2 separate regions of the Homo sapiens genome follow, and region 1 is linked to region 2. Evidence: chromatin loops called from intact Hi-C (ENCODE). Cell type or tissue: heart right ventricle. All regions are shown on one strand. Links, peaks and the distances in the headings refer to the core of each region. The heading gives the core; the rest is flanking DNA. Region 1 has its middle 300 kb from the start of MIR3688-1. Region 2 has its middle 240 kb from the start of MIR3688-1.

What was found. Peaks named below come from ENCODE experiments on the same cell type or tissue, not always from the same donor. Only the 100,000 strongest peaks of a DNase experiment are listed, where the experiment ranks them.
Region 1: it touches region 2 in a loop (2.9-fold over the local background); 4 of 110 quality-filtered maps call a loop at or near these places.

Annotation. Positions count from the first base shown.
Region 1 is chr4:159,423,285-159,432,599 of GRCh38, forward strand. No RefSeq gene overlaps it. Among named protein-coding and RNA genes, the nearest start is that of MIR3688-1, 300 kb to the left of the region's middle. In heart right ventricle, for the core only: no CTCF peak of the experiment used is centred there; no DNase peak of the experiment used is centred there; H3K4me3 peaks cover 653 bases; H3K27ac peaks cover 986 bases.
Region 2 is chr4:159,363,613-159,372,927 of GRCh38, forward strand. No RefSeq gene overlaps it. Among named protein-coding and RNA genes, the nearest start is that of MIR3688-1, 240 kb to the left of the region's middle. In heart right ventricle, for the core only: no CTCF peak of the experiment used is centred there; DNase peaks (open chromatin) are centred at 5,705 and 5,979; H3K4me3 peaks cover 957 bases; H3K27ac peaks cover 4,815 bases.

The DNA of each region.
Region 1 (9,315 bases), core at 931-8,930, 60 kb after region 2:
TACAGATTTGAACAAAACGTTAGTTAGTTTGTTTGTTTTGCCAATGTCCCTTTCCCAGAACTCCTTTGGGGGACTTCTCATTGATAGTCTTTTTTTAGTTCTAGTCTCCTATAATCAACAATAACCTCCTAATTTCCAAATCCACTACCTCAGCAATCATATTCTGTGCTTCTTCATGGTGTTTGACACTCCTGACCACCCTTTCCTTTCAAAAAAAATGTTCACTCCCCTCTGGTATTATTTTGCCCTGGTAACTCCGTAGTCTCTTTGCTAGCCTCTCCATCCACCCTTTCCGTGGCAATCTTTCAGGGTCACTTCTCGACTCTCTTTTATTCTTATTCCACACTCTCCTTCGTGGGTCAAATTCATTTCCCTTTCCTCAGATATCAATTTTATGAAGATGATCCCTGAATTGATTTCTCTGGCTTGGGTTTCTCTCTCTTGCATTTCAAATTGCCTGTTATATATTGCCATATAAGTGTTTTGCCAGAAGATCAAATATACATATTTATACATTTGATAAGTGTATACATTATAGGCATCTATTAAATATTGGGCACTGTGCTAGGCCTTAGGAGTACCATGAAAAATAAAATGGATATGGTCCTTGTCTATTACAGCCTATCTTCTATGAAGTAGAATTTAACTGGATGTGTAGGTTTTCAGGGGGCGTTGGAGTGTTCTAGGCAGAGAGTATAACCTGCATACAGGCCCTGGAGCACAAAGTTCAAGGAACTAAAGATCAGGGTGACTCTAGCAGAAGGGAAAGTAACATAATGTTTAAGAAGCAGGCACAGGATAGACTGTGTAGGACTTGTAAACCATGTTAAGATTTCACTCTTTATACTAAAAACTACAGAAAGCCATTAGCAATATTTTAAGCAGATCTGATCATATTTGCATTGGAAAGATCACTCTAGCTCTGGGGAATGAATTAGGGTTTTGGAGAGAATCAGTGGCAGATTAAAAAATAGGCTATGAGGGATATTTTGTTGGTACAGTAGACAGGATTTGGTGAGAAATTTAATAGGCAGAGGAGGAAGAGAGGTATAGTGGTTAATTGCTGGGTTTTGGGACTTGAATAATTGCATGGATGGTGGTACCATTCACTGAGACAGGGAGTGTTGGAAGACTACCAGATTTGAGGGAAGATAGATGTTAAACAGGCAGTTGGACATTATTATATATATACACATATTATATATATACATATTATAGATATACAATTATATATATATTTATATATACATATATACATATTATATACACATATATACATATTATATATATTATATATATACATATTATATGTGTGTGTGTATATATATATATATTTTTTTTGAGATGGAGTTTCACTCTTGTTACGCAGGTTGGAGCACAATGGTGTGATCTCGGCTCACTGCAACCTCTGCCTCCCGGGTTCAAGCGATTCTCCTGCCTCAGCCTCCTGAGTAGCTGGGATTACAGGCATGCGCCACCACGCTCGGCTAACTTTGTATTTTTGGTAGAGACGGGGTTTCACCATGTTGGTCAGGCTGGTCTTGAACTCCCGACCTCAGGTGATCCACCCGCCTCGGCCTCTGAAAGTGGTGGGATTACAGGCGTGAGCCACTGCACCTGGCCAGTTGGACATATTGACTTATACCTTACAGTAGAGATCTGGGCCAGAGATGTAAATTTATGATTTTATATGGTAATTAAACCAAGGATATGAATGAGATTTCCTAGGAAAAAAAGTATATAGTGAGAAGGAGAGAGGCCAAGAGAGGAACTCTGGAATTTAATTGTTTAGTAGAAAGTATGACTGAGAAGGAGCAGCCGGAGGAGTAGGAGGAAAACCCAGAGCAGGAGACAGTGGGAATGCCCGACAGTGTTGGATGCACTGAAGATATCAAGCAAGGGGTTTAAAATACTGAAAGCATTTGGTGAAGTGGAGGTCTTGTGTGACATTAGTGAGAGTTATTTATATGAAATGATGGGTGGAAACCAGATAAGAGATACCTGAAAAGTGAGTGAGAGAGGATGAAAGGGGAATGGTTGGAATATATAGCTCTGTGAAGGAAGAAGAGGTAGGCCAGAAGCTAGAAGGGAGATGTGAGGTCTTTCATGTACGTCCGTGTGAAGAGACTACCAAACAGGCTTTGTGTGAGCAACATGGCTGTTTATTTCACCTGGGTGCAGGCAGGCTGAGTCTGAAAAGAGAGTCAGCAAAGGGAGATAGGGGTGGGGCCGTTTTATAAGATTTAGGTAGGTAAAGGAAAATTACAGTCAAAGGGGGTTTGTTCTCTGGCGGGCAGGAGTGGGGGTTGCAAGGTGCTCAGTGGGGGAGCTTTTTGAGCCAGGATGAGCCAGGAAAAGGACTTTCACAAGGTAATGTCATCACTTAAAGCAAGGAATGGCCATTTTCACTTCTTTTGCGGTGGAATGTTATCAGTTAAGGCGGGGCAGGTCATTTTCACTTCTTTTGTGATTCTTCAGTTACTTCAGGCCATCTGGACATATACATGAAAGTCACAGGGGATGCGATGGCTTGGCTTGGGCTCAGAGGCCTGACAAGGTCCATAGTGGTTTGTTTATTCATTTTTTTCTTTGCATATGTTTAAATGTGAATGGGAAGGAACCAGTCAGGAGGGAAATGTTGACTTCATGATACAGCAAGTTTTCTGAGAGGGGAGTGCTTTGAATCCCTATCGCTCTACCCTCCCACAGGCCTCTCAGATTACTTTAGGAAGGAGATTTCTGTTATAATAGGAAAAGTACGGCTACAGCTGCAGGTAATGTTATATGTTTGGTAGAAGTAGATGGGAGGCTTCTAATTTGCTTCTTTTATATTTACCTAAAGTAGAAAATAAAGCTATTTCCTGAGAATGAGAAAAGTTCTGTGAGGGGTTGGGGGGGAGGTGTAGGAGTGTTAGTAGGAGGATTCAAGAGACTAGGGAAACATAGAGAAGTATTCCAGTTATCTATGGCTGCCTAACCAACCATCTCAAAGTTTAGCGGCATGATTATTTCATTGTGCTCATAGACTTTGTGAACCAGGAATTTGGACAAAGCACAGTGAGGACAGCTTCTGTATTGCATGGTAGAGGCTCTATTGCCACTGCACCCGGGCTCCTAACTGTTTTTCAAACTTATATTGAACTACTCGGTTCACCTTCTGGGGTGGCTGTCTTTGATGATACTGTCTCTATGGCGGCAGGTATCATAAAGTCACACTGACATGCTCATTCACAGAAATCATATCGAGCACTTAAGACTGACGTATTTGCTTTTCTTCTTTTAACCTCATTCTTTTTTTTCTAAAGATTTTTATTTTATTAATGTTTTATTTATTTTTTGTTATAGGGACAGAGCTATAAACATACATTTTCCATTCATTCTAGAATTGCCTTTTCTCTCTCCAACCTGGTTAGAAGGCTTTCAAATCACCAGCTTAAACACCATCACTTCTTTGAAGCCTTAACTGATTTCCTTATTTTGTTGGTGGTCCCAAAGCATTTGGTTTGAGTTCTTAAGTACCATACCTAGAACAGTTGTTCCCAAATTTGTCAGTGCAGTATCATCACCTGCAAATCATTTAAGAAAGGCAGATTTCAGGGTCACACCCCAAACCTACTGAGTCATTCCTTTTGGGCACACAGTGATCAACAATTATGTAATTGTTAGTTGATTGATAGACATTTGCATAAGACACCTGTAGGCCCATTAGACTCTTTTTTTTTTTTTTTGAGGTGGAAACTTGCTCTGTCTCCCAGGCTGGAGTGCAGTGGCATGATCTCAACTCACTGCATCCTCTAACTCTCAGGTTCAAACAATTCTCCTGGCTCAGCCTCCTGAATAGCTGGGACTATAGGCATGCACTACCACACTTGGCTAATTTTTTATTTTTTTTAATTTTTATTTTTTTAGTAGAGATGATGCAGATAGGCGACAGGGAAATACTGGGTGGAAGAGGGTGGTTCTGTGGCAAAGGCCCCACCATCACACCTGAAGACCCCCAGCTCTAAATGAGGACAGGCATTCCTGTTTTTCACACCCAAAAAGTTGCCCTGTGGCTCACCACATCCTCTATCCTCCACCCATATAAATCCTGAACCCCAGGTTCCAGAAGCAGACAAGCAAGCCAGCAGACCAGCAGACGAATGGTAGAACAGCATGGCAGAGAAAGAGAGAAGAGGAGAAACAGCTGAACACCTAGAGGAGTTCAGATAGAGGTGGTTGGAGAGGAGTCCGGCTGCTGGGCAGCCTGACTCCAGGGGAAGATCACCTTCCTACTCCACCCCCACCTTCGGGGTCCCCATGCACCCTGCTGAAAGTGACCTTCACCTCACATTCATCCTTCAAGCCCTTGTGTGACCTGATTTTTTGGGAATGCTGGGCAAGAACTTGGGATACAGAAAGCTGTCACACTGGACTTCTACCCTTGTGAAAAGGCAGAGGGTGCATTGAGCTGATTAACACTCAAGCCGTCTGTGGATGGCAAAGCTGAAAGAGCTTTGTGTTACTAAGATTGCAGGCACCCATCCCTAGACACTGCCAGAGCCCAAAGTGCTCACCCTGGCCTCTGCACCTGCTCATCTGCATGCTCTCCCTCTTGCTAGGGGTTTGAGTAGCAGGGCAATTGAACAGGCAAGCCATACTGCTGTTGCATGTCCTGTGAGGGGGATCAGGGAACTCTCCCATTTCAGAGACGGGGTTTTGCCATGTTGGCCAGGCTGGTCTCGAATTGCTGACCTCAAGTGATCTGCCTGCCTTGGCCTCCCAAAGTGCTGGGATTACAGGCAAGAGCCACCACGCCCAGCCCCATTAGACTCTTAAATCCTCAAGATCAGAGGCTATGTTTTATTTCAGATCCCTCTGTAGTGCTTTGCCCATGGGAGATGTTCAATACATTTTGTGGAGTTTGTCTTTGTCTGTGTCTCTTGGGATTAGTCATTTGCAGAGACTTTTCTATATGCTGTTCTTTTTCTCTTGGATTTCCATCAGATGTCACCCGATTCTGTTCTCTTTTTTACTTAGCCATCTGGGGCCCGATCACCACAAACAATAATAACAGCAACAACAACAACAAACACAGTATGTAGGTGGGAAGTACATTCAAGTTAATAAAACCGTGAATGAGGTTGGCATTTTGCTTGCGTTTGTGTGAACTCTTTTTCTAGTCAGGGGATCAAAGGTATTTCATATTTTTATTTATTTATTTATTTATTTATTTATTTATTTATTTATTATATACCGACAGGGGCCTCACCATGTTACCCAGGCTGGTCTCAAACTCCTAGGCTCCAGCGATCCTCTTTCCTTGGCCTCCCAAAGTGTTGGGATTACAGGAGTGAGCCACTGTTCCTGGCTGGATTTTATACTTTTAAAATGTTAAAGGCAGTATTTTTGACTGTCTTCAAGGTGAGCATGGTACATACCAGGGGAACAAATGGAATTCCCAATGATCACGTTGGTATAGGTTTTCTTTTATTTTTATGGTAGGGTGGGAAAGGGAACAGAAGGGTCTTGCAATCTCGCCAGGTGAGCCTAAGCATCTAGTTCCCTGAGATTTTGCTCAACATGCTTTGTTGAAGCAGCTTAAATCTGGCTATAGCAGCAGTAAGGGGTGAAAAATGGACAGGAGAGAATTAAAATTTTGTTTTTATTTTCAATCCTGGCTAATCACAAAACAAATGAATCATGATCTCAGTGCAGTGATTAAAAAAGGTTGATTTAATTTGGCAATAGTTAGTGGATTCTGCTGCTAATTAAGCATGTGTGTTGTACGTGGGAAGGTATATTTGGGAAGCAGTTATTTCTCACTGCATACCTGTCTAATATAGCTGACAGTTATAGCCACAGTCCCTTTCTCCCCCCTTAGGATTTTGTTTGCAGCTCCTTTAAATGCCAAACATTTCTGCTAAAAATAGCTGTTCCATTTTCTCGTGACTCCACCCAGGTCAGTCTGCCTGCCTCCCTGGCTTCCCAGGTGGGCATATCCACATTGCAGTTTTGTTAGCTAGTCTTTGTATGATTTCTTCTCCCCTCCAACTACAGATGTCCCACATTGCACTTCCGTGACAGGGCTGCAGTGTAGTCGCTATGCAGGGTTCCTAAATAGCGTTGAGTAGAATGGATGCCAACAGCTGCATTCAGCTGCAGTGGAGGGACTTTAAGGGAGTGGGCACCAGAGTAAACATTTCAAGTGGAAAAATGTCACTGCTGAGGGAAGTAGTCTCTTTTAATCATTTAAAAACATTTCAAGACCTTGCTAGACAGATCAGTGTGCAGCATCGGGTGAAAGGGAAGTGGAAACAATGAGAGGTCACCAGACAAAGAAACTGGAAGAAGCTTGGAGGGAATGTATGATCCTGATTCTAAGATGCACATTTTTATTTCATATATCAATACTTCAGATGTTGAGATGTATCTTACAACTGCTAGGTGCGTTTAATAATTTCCCCTGCTTATCCTTCCAGCACCCCATGCCACTCCATAAAATAAAACCATTATTTAAATGAAGTTGTGACGCTTGCACTGAGTGATGTCTAGATTTGAGGAAACACCACGTTCACCAAGGGAAACCCATTACAGTCTAGAGTTTACCCCTCAGCCATGTGAGCTAAGAATCCTAATTTGTGAGTACACAGAAGGACTTTTTGTTTTTACACCTTTATTGAGGTATAGTTTATATACAAAAACTACACATATTTAATGTATACAACTTGTGGAGCTGGGGCATATGAATACAACTGTGATACCATCACTACAGTCAAGGAAATAAACGTATGCATCTCCTCCGAAAGTTTCCTTGTGTCCTTTTGCTTTTGTGTGTGTGCTAAGAACACTTACTATGAGAGCTGCCCTGTTGAAAAATTTTTAAGTATACAATACCATATTGTGCACTATTGGCACCGTGTTGTACAGCAGATCTTTAGCATGTATTCATCTTGTATAATAATAACTTTATACCCACTGAACTCAATTTCTCCCTTTCCCTATCCCCTGGCAACCACCACTCTATTTTCTGCTTCTATATATTTGACTTTTTTTTTTTTTTTTTTTTTTTTTTTTAAGACGAAGTCTCGCTCTGTCGCGAGGCTGGAGCGTAATGGCGTGATCTCGGCTCGTTGCAACCTCAGTCTCCCGGGTTCAAGCGACTCTCCTGCCTCAGCCTCCCGAGTAGCTGGGACTACAGGCGTATTTTTGACTATTTTAGGTACCCCATATAAGCGGAATCATGCAGCATTCAGAAGCACATTTTCTTTTCTTTTCTTTTTTCTTTTTTGAGACGAAGTTTCCCTCTTGTTGCCCAGGCTGGAGTGCAATGTTGCGATCTTGGCTCACCGCAATCTCCGCCTTCTGGGTTCAAGCGATTCTCCTGGCTCAGTCTCCCGAGTAGCTGGGATTACAGGCACGCACCACCAAGCCCGGCTAATCTTGTATTTTTAGTAGAGACGGGGTTTCTCCACATTGGTCAGGCTGGTCTCAAACTCCCGACCTCAGGTGATCAGCCCGTCTCGGCCTCCCAAAGTGTTGGGATTACAGGCGTGAGCCATCGCGCCCGACCCAGAGTACATTTTCTAAGGAAAAATCTCATATTTACTTGGCTTACAAAGACTTACACATAAATTCAGACTGTTAATTGAAATAACAGACAGAGGAGAGGAATGGAGGAATGCCCGTGTCAGAATTACCAACCAATTCCCCTCCTAGAGATGGACTTTTACTTGGAAACCATATTTTAATCAGAAGACAGCTTGGAAGGTCTCCAGGTAGGGTGAGGAGTCCACCTTAGGTGATCCACCCGCCTTGTCCTCCCTAAGTGCTGGGGATTACAGACACTCCTTCCTTCCTTCCTTCCTCCCTCCCTCCTTTCCTTCCTTCCTTCCTTCCTTCCTTCCTTCCTTCCTTCCTTCCTTCCTTCCTTCCTTCCTTCCTTCCTTCCTTCCTTTCTCTCTCTCTCTTTCGGAGTCTCACTCTGTTGTGAAGCTGGAGTGCAGTGGCGGATCTCGGCTCACTACAACCTTGCCGCAAGGTTCAAGTGATTCTCCTGCCTCAGTCTCCCGAGTAGCTGGGACAGCTGGGACTACAGGCACCTGCCACCACACCCAGCTAATTTTTGTATTTTTAGTAGAGATGGGGGTTTCACCATGTTGGCCAGGATGGTCTCGATCTCCTGATCTTGTGATCCACGCGCCTCGGCCTCCCAAAGTGCTGGGATTACAGGCATGAGCCACCGCGTCCAGCACTCTGTTTATGGCATCCATTATGTTACATTATTGATTCTCAACCTTAGATGTACATTCAAATGACCTGTCTCTCCCTCCACCTTTTTTTAGGGGAAGAATTATGCTTGTACATTACACCACAGGGACTGTACATACATAAACTTCTTTTAAACATAGAGGTGGGGTCTTACTATGTTACCCAGTCTGTTCTTGAACTCCTGGCCTCAAGCAATCGTCCTGGCTCAGCCTCCCAAAGTATTGGGAGTACAGGCATGAGCAACTGCACCCAGGCTATATATACTCTTGTATGCCTAGTTTCTCTCACCCAATATAATGTTTGTAAGATTCATCAGTGTTGTTGCATGTGGTTGTAGATTGTCAAATCCCAATGCTGTACAGAAATCCATTGTATAACTTTATTACATTTTACTTATCCATTCTAAATAGGATAATAAAAATTCGGGTAATTTCTAGTTTTTGGTTATTTTGAATGCTGTTATGAACATTCTAGTACGCGCCTTTTGGAAAACATATATGTATACATTTCTATTATATACCTAGGAGACACATTGGTGGGTTATAAGATATGCCTATATTATTAAGCCAGGTGCAGTGGCTCACGCCTGTAATCCCAGCACTTTGGGAGGCTGAGGTGGGCAGATTGCTTTGAGACTAGCCTGGGCAACACAGTGCAACTGGTCGCTACAAAAAATACAAAAATTAGCCTCGTGTGGTGGCGCATGCCTGTGATTCCAGCCATTCAGGAGACTTAGGTGGGAGAATTCCTGGGGGCCGGAAAGTTGAGGTTGCAGTGAGCTGTGATCGCCCACTGCACTCCAGCCTGGGTGACAGAGCAAGACCCTGTCTCAGAAAAAAAGAAGAAAAAAAAAAAAAGAAAAAGCTATGCCTAAAGGCTAAGTGTATATAGAATATTTTCTTTAAATGAACATCAAACCACATGACTGACCTGCTAAAATCGTCACTGGCTTTCTTCTATAGTCTGAGTAAACCATATTCCACACTACAAGGCCCACAGGACCAGCCCCTATTTAATTCTCTGGCTTCATCCCATATCACTCTTTTGACTCAGCCGTGTTTGCTC
Region 2 (9,315 bases), core at 819-8,818:
AAGCAATTCATCAAAGGCAGGAATCCTGTTAAAAACTTAAGACACTTCTTAGGGAACAATAAAATGATCTGTCATCATCACACCTGAATACAATGTCCAGTCTTAGAACAACTCCCTGAAGCTTGGCTCTGAAATGTTCTTGTTCTTCATGAGACCAGCATGGAGAGCTGTTTTTTGTGTATCCTCTCTGAATAACCATTCTGTTCTCAGCATCTAGAAACAGTGCCTGGGATAATGCCAAAGTGTTTAATAAATGAATATCATATCAAGCAACCTAAAGGACCTCAATTACACAGGTAAATTGGAGACTCAAAAATCAGACAAAATGCATGTGTGAAGGGGCATCTATAACTGCTCAGACTGGTGAATATTCAGAAGTGAAATAAATGACTCGTAACAAGGCTAGCAAGGGTTTCAGATTAATCAAAAGGAGCAAAGGATAAAAGACTGTTTAAAGAGTTCAGTTTTGTGTGACTACAGAAGTTCAGTGGAGTGAAAGGTCAATGAAGACTGAAGTGTCCATAAGAAGAGACGAGACTTCAGCTATAGCTTCAAGTATCATCTGAAGACAAGAATGAAGGCAAGAGGCAGGGCTATTGGCATGGCTGTGGGACACAGGAGTCATGCCTCATTAGATGGGACATTATGAATAGAAGATGCAGAGAAATTGGTTGGGATAAGTAGGGAGTGAGATCAGGACAAAAAATGTTTAGAGATTGTTCATTTTAGGGGATCAGTAAATGCTTATAAAAAGAAACAAGGAAGGAAAGGAGAAAGAACTGACAGAATCTTTTGATGAGACAATGGTAGGAAAGGATGACTTGATTAGTCAGGACCAGGCAGGATGGAGGGTGAGGCAGGGAAGGTAGCTAGCTGGGAAACCTGCTATCATCCAGGCCTGAGCCAGCAAAGCCCTGGAAAGTATGGTTTCAAAGGCAATTCAAAGGAAAAAAATCAATAGAATTTGGTGTCTAATAGCATATAAGAGACTTACTTAAAAGTTAAGCCAAAATTTGTAAAATGTTCAAGATTCTTATTCTGAATGCTTAAGATAAAGAGAATAGGCTGGGTACAGTGGCTCATACCTGTAATCCCAACACTGGGAAGCCAAGGTGGGAGGATCGCTTGAGCCCAGGAATTCAAGACCAGCCTGGGCAACACAGGGAGACCCTGTCTTAAAAAAAAAAAAATTATTCAAGCTTGGTAGCATGTGCCAATATGTCCCAGCAACTTGGGAGGCTGAGGTAGTAGGATCACCTGAGCCCAGCAGTTCCAGGCTGCAAGTGAGCTATGATCGTACCACTGCACTTTAGCCTGGGTAAGAGAGTAAGAACTCATCTCAGGGGAAAAAAAAAAAAAATTAACATTGACAAAGATAAGGAAGTTGCAGAAAATGTTAATTTTTAAAACTGAGTCAAAAAAATTCTTGTCCACGGGATTCAAAGTTCCACACTGTTTCCGTTGTACCTTCTGTTAATACATCCATAAGGTAAGGCTCTGGATGTGGTTGAGGAAGGGGGCATTCTACCCTCTTCAGGTACAATTACAGTACTGGTGAGTCCACACAGTTTATTCACTGCATTTTCCAAAACATCTGATTTTTTTTTTTTTTTTTTGAGACCGAGTATTGCTCTGTCGCCCAGGCTGGAGTGTGATCTTGGCTCACTGCAACCTCTGCCTCCCGGGTTCAAGTGATTCTCCTGCCTCAGCCTCCTGAGCAGCTGGGACTACAGGCACGTGCCACCACGCCCAGCTAATTTTTGTATTTTTAGTAGAGACGCGGTTTCCCCAGGCTGACCAAGATGGTCTCGATCTCTTGACTTCGTGATCCGCCCGCCTCAGCCTTCCAAAGTGCTGGGATTACAGGCGTGAGCCGCCGCGCCCGGCCATCTGATTCATTCTTTTGTGTCATTGTAAAGGTTGTGAATCATTGAGCGCAGGCACTACGTCTAACCAAGCTATTTCTAGCACCCCTGCAAAATTAAAATTATTTGCTCACATGCAAAACTAGGCCCAGAGAAGGACACTGACAATGTGGAATACATAATTTCAAAAATTCACCTCAAAAAGCTGGAGGACCAGTAGAATGAAAACCACCAGCCTACTCATGGGCGAACTGTGGTACTTGTGTCCTTTCTTCCATTTACTTTCCTGAGGAGAGGAGAGACTGCTCACCTGGTATTCCACTGTGCCCCTCCCCGGCAGACCCCTCACTGACCCGTGAGGCAGGAGCAGAAGTTGTTCACTATAGATTATTGCTCCATCATAATATAACCAAGGAGGCTGGGCACAGTGGTTCATGCCTCTAATCCCAGCACTTTGGGAGGCTGAGGCAGGAGGATCACTTGAGGTCAGGAATTCCAGACCAGCCTGGCCAACCTAGTGAAACCCCATCTCTACTAAAAATAACAAAAATTAGCCATGCGTGGTGGCGTGCACCTGTAATCCCAGCTACTTGGGAGGCTGAGGCACAAGAATCATTTAAACCCGGGAGGTGGAGGTTGTAGTGAGCCAAGATCGCACCACTGCACTCCAGCCTGGGCAACAGAGCAAGACTCTGTCTCTAAATAAATAAATAAATAAATAATGAAAAATAACCAAATATAGATAGGGGAAGAAACAGGAAAATAATAGTGGTAAAGGAGGTGGAATAATAGCAAGGAAAAGGAGGGAAGGGAAAGGATGAGAAGAAAACAATTAAATGGTGAAATAAATTAATAAGCAAATATTCAAAAGCAAAAAAAAAGCAACACAATAGTTCATATCTGTGGTTTGGAGCAGACCCCTCCTGAGGCAGGAAAACTCTCCTCTTTGGGAAGTGAATTTCCCATTAATAATAGTTAATGTCACTCATAAATTGGAGGCTTCTGATAACAGCAAAAGATTGTATCCTTTCATTCTCAGATTGGGGTAGGTACCAGATGCTCTTACTTAATTACTTAAAGATTTAACTACATAATCTTGCCCGTGATTGCTGCACTGAGTTTACCTGGTTTGAGCTCAGAGTGGTTTACCTCATTGATTTCAAGCGTCCTTTAAGGTCAGTCATATACGATTGCACCTAAGATATTTAAATAGCTGTTTCTTTTTACTCTCATAGAGTGTGCGATCATCAGACTTCCCCCAAACCAGAGAATCTCTACTTAGCGAGTGCAATGGCTGAACTTGAACCTATATTTGAAATTTCATTTTACCCAGTCAATTCATGAGGACGCAATTTATCTGTGGATTTATATAAATACCACTATTAGAGACAAACTACTTATAAATGCTTTAAATTCATTTCTCCTTCTCCAGACCCAGAAAGGAAACCCAAATGTATCCACTTTACGCATTCAAAGCCTTGACTTTCTGAGCTAATCTTTCATAAATGGCTCTTAAGGGAGGGTCTCCTTCCTTCCTTGGGTCTCACCCAGAGGTTGCCCCTTTGCAATCCACATTGATGAAGGACATCTTCCCTGCTGGAGGACACGTTCCTGCAGGAGATTCTTTGAAGAGCAAACACCACCCTCCAGCCTTGAAATGCTGGCGCGGCTTCACTGTGTCTCTAAATCAAGCTTTGTCCACCCAGACAGGAAGACTCCACCCTGTTGTGACAGGCACAATGTGGAATTTGTGCTTCAGTGAGCTTCAGATGATTTTCAACCCCACACCTTGGATGTGTTTTTGAAACAATGTGGGATATAAATAAATAAAACATATTAACCATTGTGGTGCTTTATTCGCTCTTCAATATTTGTAAGTTGATTTCTACCATAAAAGAGTTTTTTTCTCTCCTCCCTTCCTTCTTTCCCTGCTCTCCCACCGCCCTCACCATCACCACCCACCCTGCCCTAAAAAAACAGTTCCGTTTTTGGTATTCTTCTGTGACGTTCCACACTTCATGGAAGGGTGGTTCTGCTAGTTGAAATTTTAAAATGCATCCATTCCCATTCTCCGGCTTATTCAGAATCCTCTATTGCCAAATCTTTAGGCTTTTTTCAACCCCCATTTACAACTTATGACAAGCTCATGAGTGTCTTTTCTTGCTCAAGTTCTCATCCTATCACTCTCTGCACAAAAGCCTTGGAGAATGTTCATTTCCATCCCAAGAACAAAATAAGCTTTTGCCCTTCCCCGCTTTAAAACAATTGCTCAAGGTAATGGCCACCACCATCTTACAAAATTAATTGATTAACTTTTTAGGTCAGACTGGGGTTTGTCTACTGAGAAGTTCTTGGCAGTGCAGAAAGAGCAGTCAGTCTGTTTGATGTGACACAGAAGTGTGAAGAAGACGATGTGCCTGTTTCTGTCCCAGGCGAGGAAGTTTGTATGTAAATATAGTGGGGAGAGGGTAAGAAGACAAAGATTCAAAGCAAAAAAGGGAACAGTAAATGCACACAGTGAGTGCAGTTTTACAACTAAAAAAAATATTTAAACATTTCTGATGTCAAGAAATCAGAAGGCATTTGGAAAATATTCTAACCCTTTTAAAGATATTCCAAACCATTTTCCCTGGCTTATTTCTACATAGCAACAAACTTTTATCTCTGAAAATAAACTGTCCATCTCCTGAGAAGAGATTATTTCTCTTCTGAGAACTCTTTCAGATATAAGAATGTGAAGGATTCCAGTTGTTTGGTCCTGCTTACCTTTCCTGTGACATGTGTGTATATGAAGCTGTATGGGAATCCCCATCCAGAAGTTCTCAAGAGAGGAGATGGGCTTCCATGCTTTTTTAAAAAATGTGACAGAAAGTCTGCATGAGTTTTGACCTTTTTTTTTTTTTTCCTGGTGAGGATAAAGCCAGTTTTCAACTGTGAGAAAAGTGCTCTGAGGCAAACTCGCTTTCACCACAGCTTAGCCCTGTGGCATCTCCTGCTGTGGCCATGCACCCAATAAATTCCCCTAGATGAGCAATTCCTGTAGCCTGGTCCTGGTCAGGCTGGCATGCAGGAGGGCTTCCTTCTATTACTAAAGTGGAGTCTCCAAATCACCTCTTTGGAATGTGTGAACCCTAGGGCAGGGTCCCCAACCCCTGGGCCACAGACTGGTACGGGGCCACAGGCAGGGGCTGAAGGGTGGGTAAGCAAGGGAAGCTCATCTGTATTTACAGCTGATCCCCATCGCTGGCATTACCGCTCAAGCTCCGTCTCCTGTCAGACCAGCAGCGGCATTAGATTCTCATAGAAGCACGAACCCTATTGTGAACGGTGCATGGGAGGGATCTAGGTTGCGTGCTCCTCATGAGAATCTAATGCCTGATGATCGGTCACTGCCTCCAATCACCCCCAGATGGGACCGTCTAGTTGCAGGAAAACAGCCTCAGGGCTCCCACTGAGTCTACGTTATGGTGAGTTGTATGATTATTTCATTATATATTACAATGTAATAACAGAAATAAAGTGCACAATAAATGTAATGTTCTTGAATTATTCCAGAATCATCCCCCTGCCTGGTCCATGGAAAAATTGGCTTCCACGAAACCAGTAGCTGGTGCCAAAAAGGCTGGGAACCGCTGCCCTAGAGGAAGAATTTCAATACAAATGTAGCAAACTCCAGTTCCTTATTTTGTTCTGTAAAAGCATTATTGATTGTGACAACCCAAAGCATCATCAGGAAAACAGGGAACACACTGCATGGCCATCTGCCATGAGGGGGGTGTTAGTGGCCATTGGCTAGAGAGATCTGTGAAGGAGCAGGGAGAGAGCCAGGAGTCCAGTGGGCACCCCCAGGAGACATAACCGCTGTGTACTGGTGTGCACGCTGGACCGCTAGTGACCTGGAGGCCGGCAGTGGGAGGGGACAGGCAGTGTTAGGGATTAGAAAACAAAGACTCCGTGAGTTTATTTTGGATTGTTCTCTTTCTTTTATATTCCTTGTATTAGTTTGCTAGAGTGGCCACAGCTTGGGAGCTTGGGTGTTTTAAACAATAGAAATGTTGTTCCCACGGTTCTGGAGGCAGGGGTCCAAGACGAAGGTGCTGGCATATTTGTTCTTTCCTGAGGTCTCCCTCCCAGATTTGTTCTCCCTGACTCGCTGATGGCTTCCTGCTCACTGTGCCCTCACAGGGTCTTTCCTCTGAATGTGCATCCATGGTGTCTTCCACTTCTTATAAGGACACCGGTCCTGTTGGTTGAAGCCTCCGCCCTGTGACCTCGCTTAACCTTAGTTACCTCTTTGAAGGCCCTGTCTCCAAATGCAGTCACATTGGGAGTTAGGACTTCAACACATGGATTTTGGGAGACTACAATTGAGTTCATAACAGGTCATTACCGAGCCACCAGGTTGCTAAAAGCAAAACCTCAGGTTTATGAGTGCAGCCGTGCCCAGATGCAGCGCCAAGGGATACCCATGAAAAACTCTTTTTTAATGTACTTATCGGAATGGCTAAAATTAAAAATGCCAAATGCTGGAGAGGGTGTGGGGAAATAGGATCACTCATATTGCTGGTGGGAATGTAAAATGGTAGAGCTGCTTTGGAAAGCAGTTTGGCAAATTCCTATAAAATTCAACAGTACTATAAAGTTATAAATGTACTGTACTATATTTATATTAATATAAACTCAAGTATCACTATAAAATTAAAATTACTACACAACCCAGCAGTTGAACTCTTGGGCATTTATCCTCAGCATATCCAGGATAATGTAGGCTTTTCCTTGATTGCATTGTAAGTTTAACATGTCCATGGTTTATGGTTCATAATGTCTACCTATGTTTTAATATCATCTGCCAATTTATTGACACCTTTTCCATTTAAAAATGAGAGAGAAAGAAAAACTCTTCTAGATAACAATCCTCCCTATTGTTTCCCTAGCAAGTCATGGGTGAGATCATTGGAAGCTGACCTATGGTGCTTTAGGTTCTTATAAGACTCTCAGCATTTCTTCCTCCTCAGGAAATGCCCTGCTGAGTTCACAATCTCAAATCAAATCTGCTTTACATGTAGGAGAATGAAACTGAATACTCATCTCTCACCTTACACAAAAATCAACTCAAGATGGATTGAGGACTTAAATCTAAGACCTGAAACTATAAAAATTCTAGAAGATAACATCAGAAAAAACCCTCGTACACATTGGCTTAGGCAGGGATTTCATGATCAAGAACTCAAAAGCAAATGCAACAAAAACAAAGATACATTGCTGGGACCTAATTAAACTAAAAAGCTTTTGCTGTGCAAAAGGAACAGTCAGCAGAGTACACAGACAACCCACAGAGTAGGAGAAAATCTTCACAATCTATACATCTGACAAAGGACTAATATCCAGAATCTACAACGAACTCAAACAAATTAGCAAGAAAAAACAAACAATCCCATCAAAAAGTGGGCTAAGGACATGAATAGACAATTCTCAAAAGAAGATATACAAATGGCCAACAAACATGTGAAAAAATGCCCAACATCACTGATGATCAGGGAAATGCAAATCAAAACCACAATGCAGTACCACCTTACTCCTTTAAGAATGGCCATAATAAAAAAATAATAGATGTTGACATGGATACGGTGAACAGGTAACACTTCTACACTGCTGTTGGGAATGTAAACTAGTACAACCACTATGGAAAACAGTGTGGAGATTCCTTAAAAAACTAAAAGTAGGCTGGGCACGGTGGCTCACGCCTGTAATCCCAGCACTTTGGGAGACCGAGGCAGGCGGATCATGAAGTCAGGAGATCGAGACCATCCTAGCTAACACGGTGAAACCCCGTCTCTACTAAAAATACAAAAAAATTAGCTGGGCATGGTGGCGGGCACCTATAGTCCCAGCTACTTGGGAGGCTGAGGCAGGAGAATGGCATGAACCCGGGAGGCAGAGCTTGCAGTGAGCCGAGATTGCGCCACTGGACTCCAGCCTGGGTGACACAGCAAGACTCTGTCTCAAAAAAAAAAAAAAAAAAAAAAAAAAAAACTAAACTAAAAGTAGAACCACCATTTGACCCAGCAATCCCACTACTGGGTATCTCCCCAGAGGAAAATAAGTCATTATATGAAAAAGATACTTGTACACGCATGTTTATAGCAGCACAATTCGCAAGTGCAAAAATGTGGAACCAGCTCAAATGCCCATCAATCAACGAGTGAATAAGGAAACTGTGATATATATATATATATATATATATATAAAACCATGGAATACTACTCATCCATAAAAATGAGTTAATTAATGGCATTCGCAGCAACCTGGATGGAATTGGAGACTATTATTCTAAGTGAAGTAACTCAGGAATGGAAAGCCAAACATTGTATGTATTCACTCATAAGTGGGAGCTAAACTATGAGGCTGCAAAGGCATAAGAATGACACAATAGACTTTGAGGACTCAGGAGGGAAGGCAGGAAGGGGCTGAGGGATAAAAGACTACTAATCAGTTTCGGTGTATACTGCTTGGGTGGTAGGTGCACCAAAATCTCACAAATCGACCCTAAAGAACTTACTCGTGTAACCAAATAGCACCTGTTCCCCAAAAACCTATGGAAATAAAAAAATAAAAAAAAAATTAATCTGCTTTATAGTTGGTTTTTAGTATACAATAACTTTTCTTAAGAATCAAACTGTTGCATATTTTTCTAATGAAACATGTTTTTCTAACACATGCATGGCGAGATGCATATAGTATACAAACACATTGTAACAGCATAAATCTGTAAGAGATAGCAAAGTAGGATGGGTTACAATTTCTCAGGCAGCAGATCATCTCATGGGCTAGGACTAGCGGTATGGTGGCTGTGTTCAAGCCATGATTGAATGCACCTCCTCTGCCATGGGAGATGCTGACAATGCAGGGCACACCCCTTGTGAAGGTCTAGGGTAGACTAGAGGAAAAGCAGGTGCTTCCACCATTCCCTGACCCATGGACTGAGCATGCAGAGAACTGGCATGGTCTGCTTAGCAGCTGCCTGGGATGTGGCTGGGGTAAGTATCAGGAAAGGGGGTGGAAAATGTGAGCCCAGGGCAGGAAATCAGAGCACAGGATTAAGAAAAATGTCTCAAAGGTCCTTAAAAAGTACCTGAACAGGCACAGTGGCTAATAAAATCCTGGAGCTTTGGGAGGCTGAGGTGGGTCCAGCAGTTCAAGATCAGCCTGGGCAACATAGTGAGACCCTGTCTCTATGAAAATATTTTAAAAATTAGCCAGCCATGGTGGTGTGCACCTGTAGTCCCAGCTATTCTGGACGCCAAGGTGGGAGGATCCCTTGAGCCCAGGAATTTGAGGCTGCAGTGAGCTATGATCACACCACTGTACTCCAGGCTAGGCAACAGAGTGAGACCCTGTCTCAAAAACAAAAAAAAAGTCAAGTGAAAGTTTAAAAATAATCAAAAGGGCC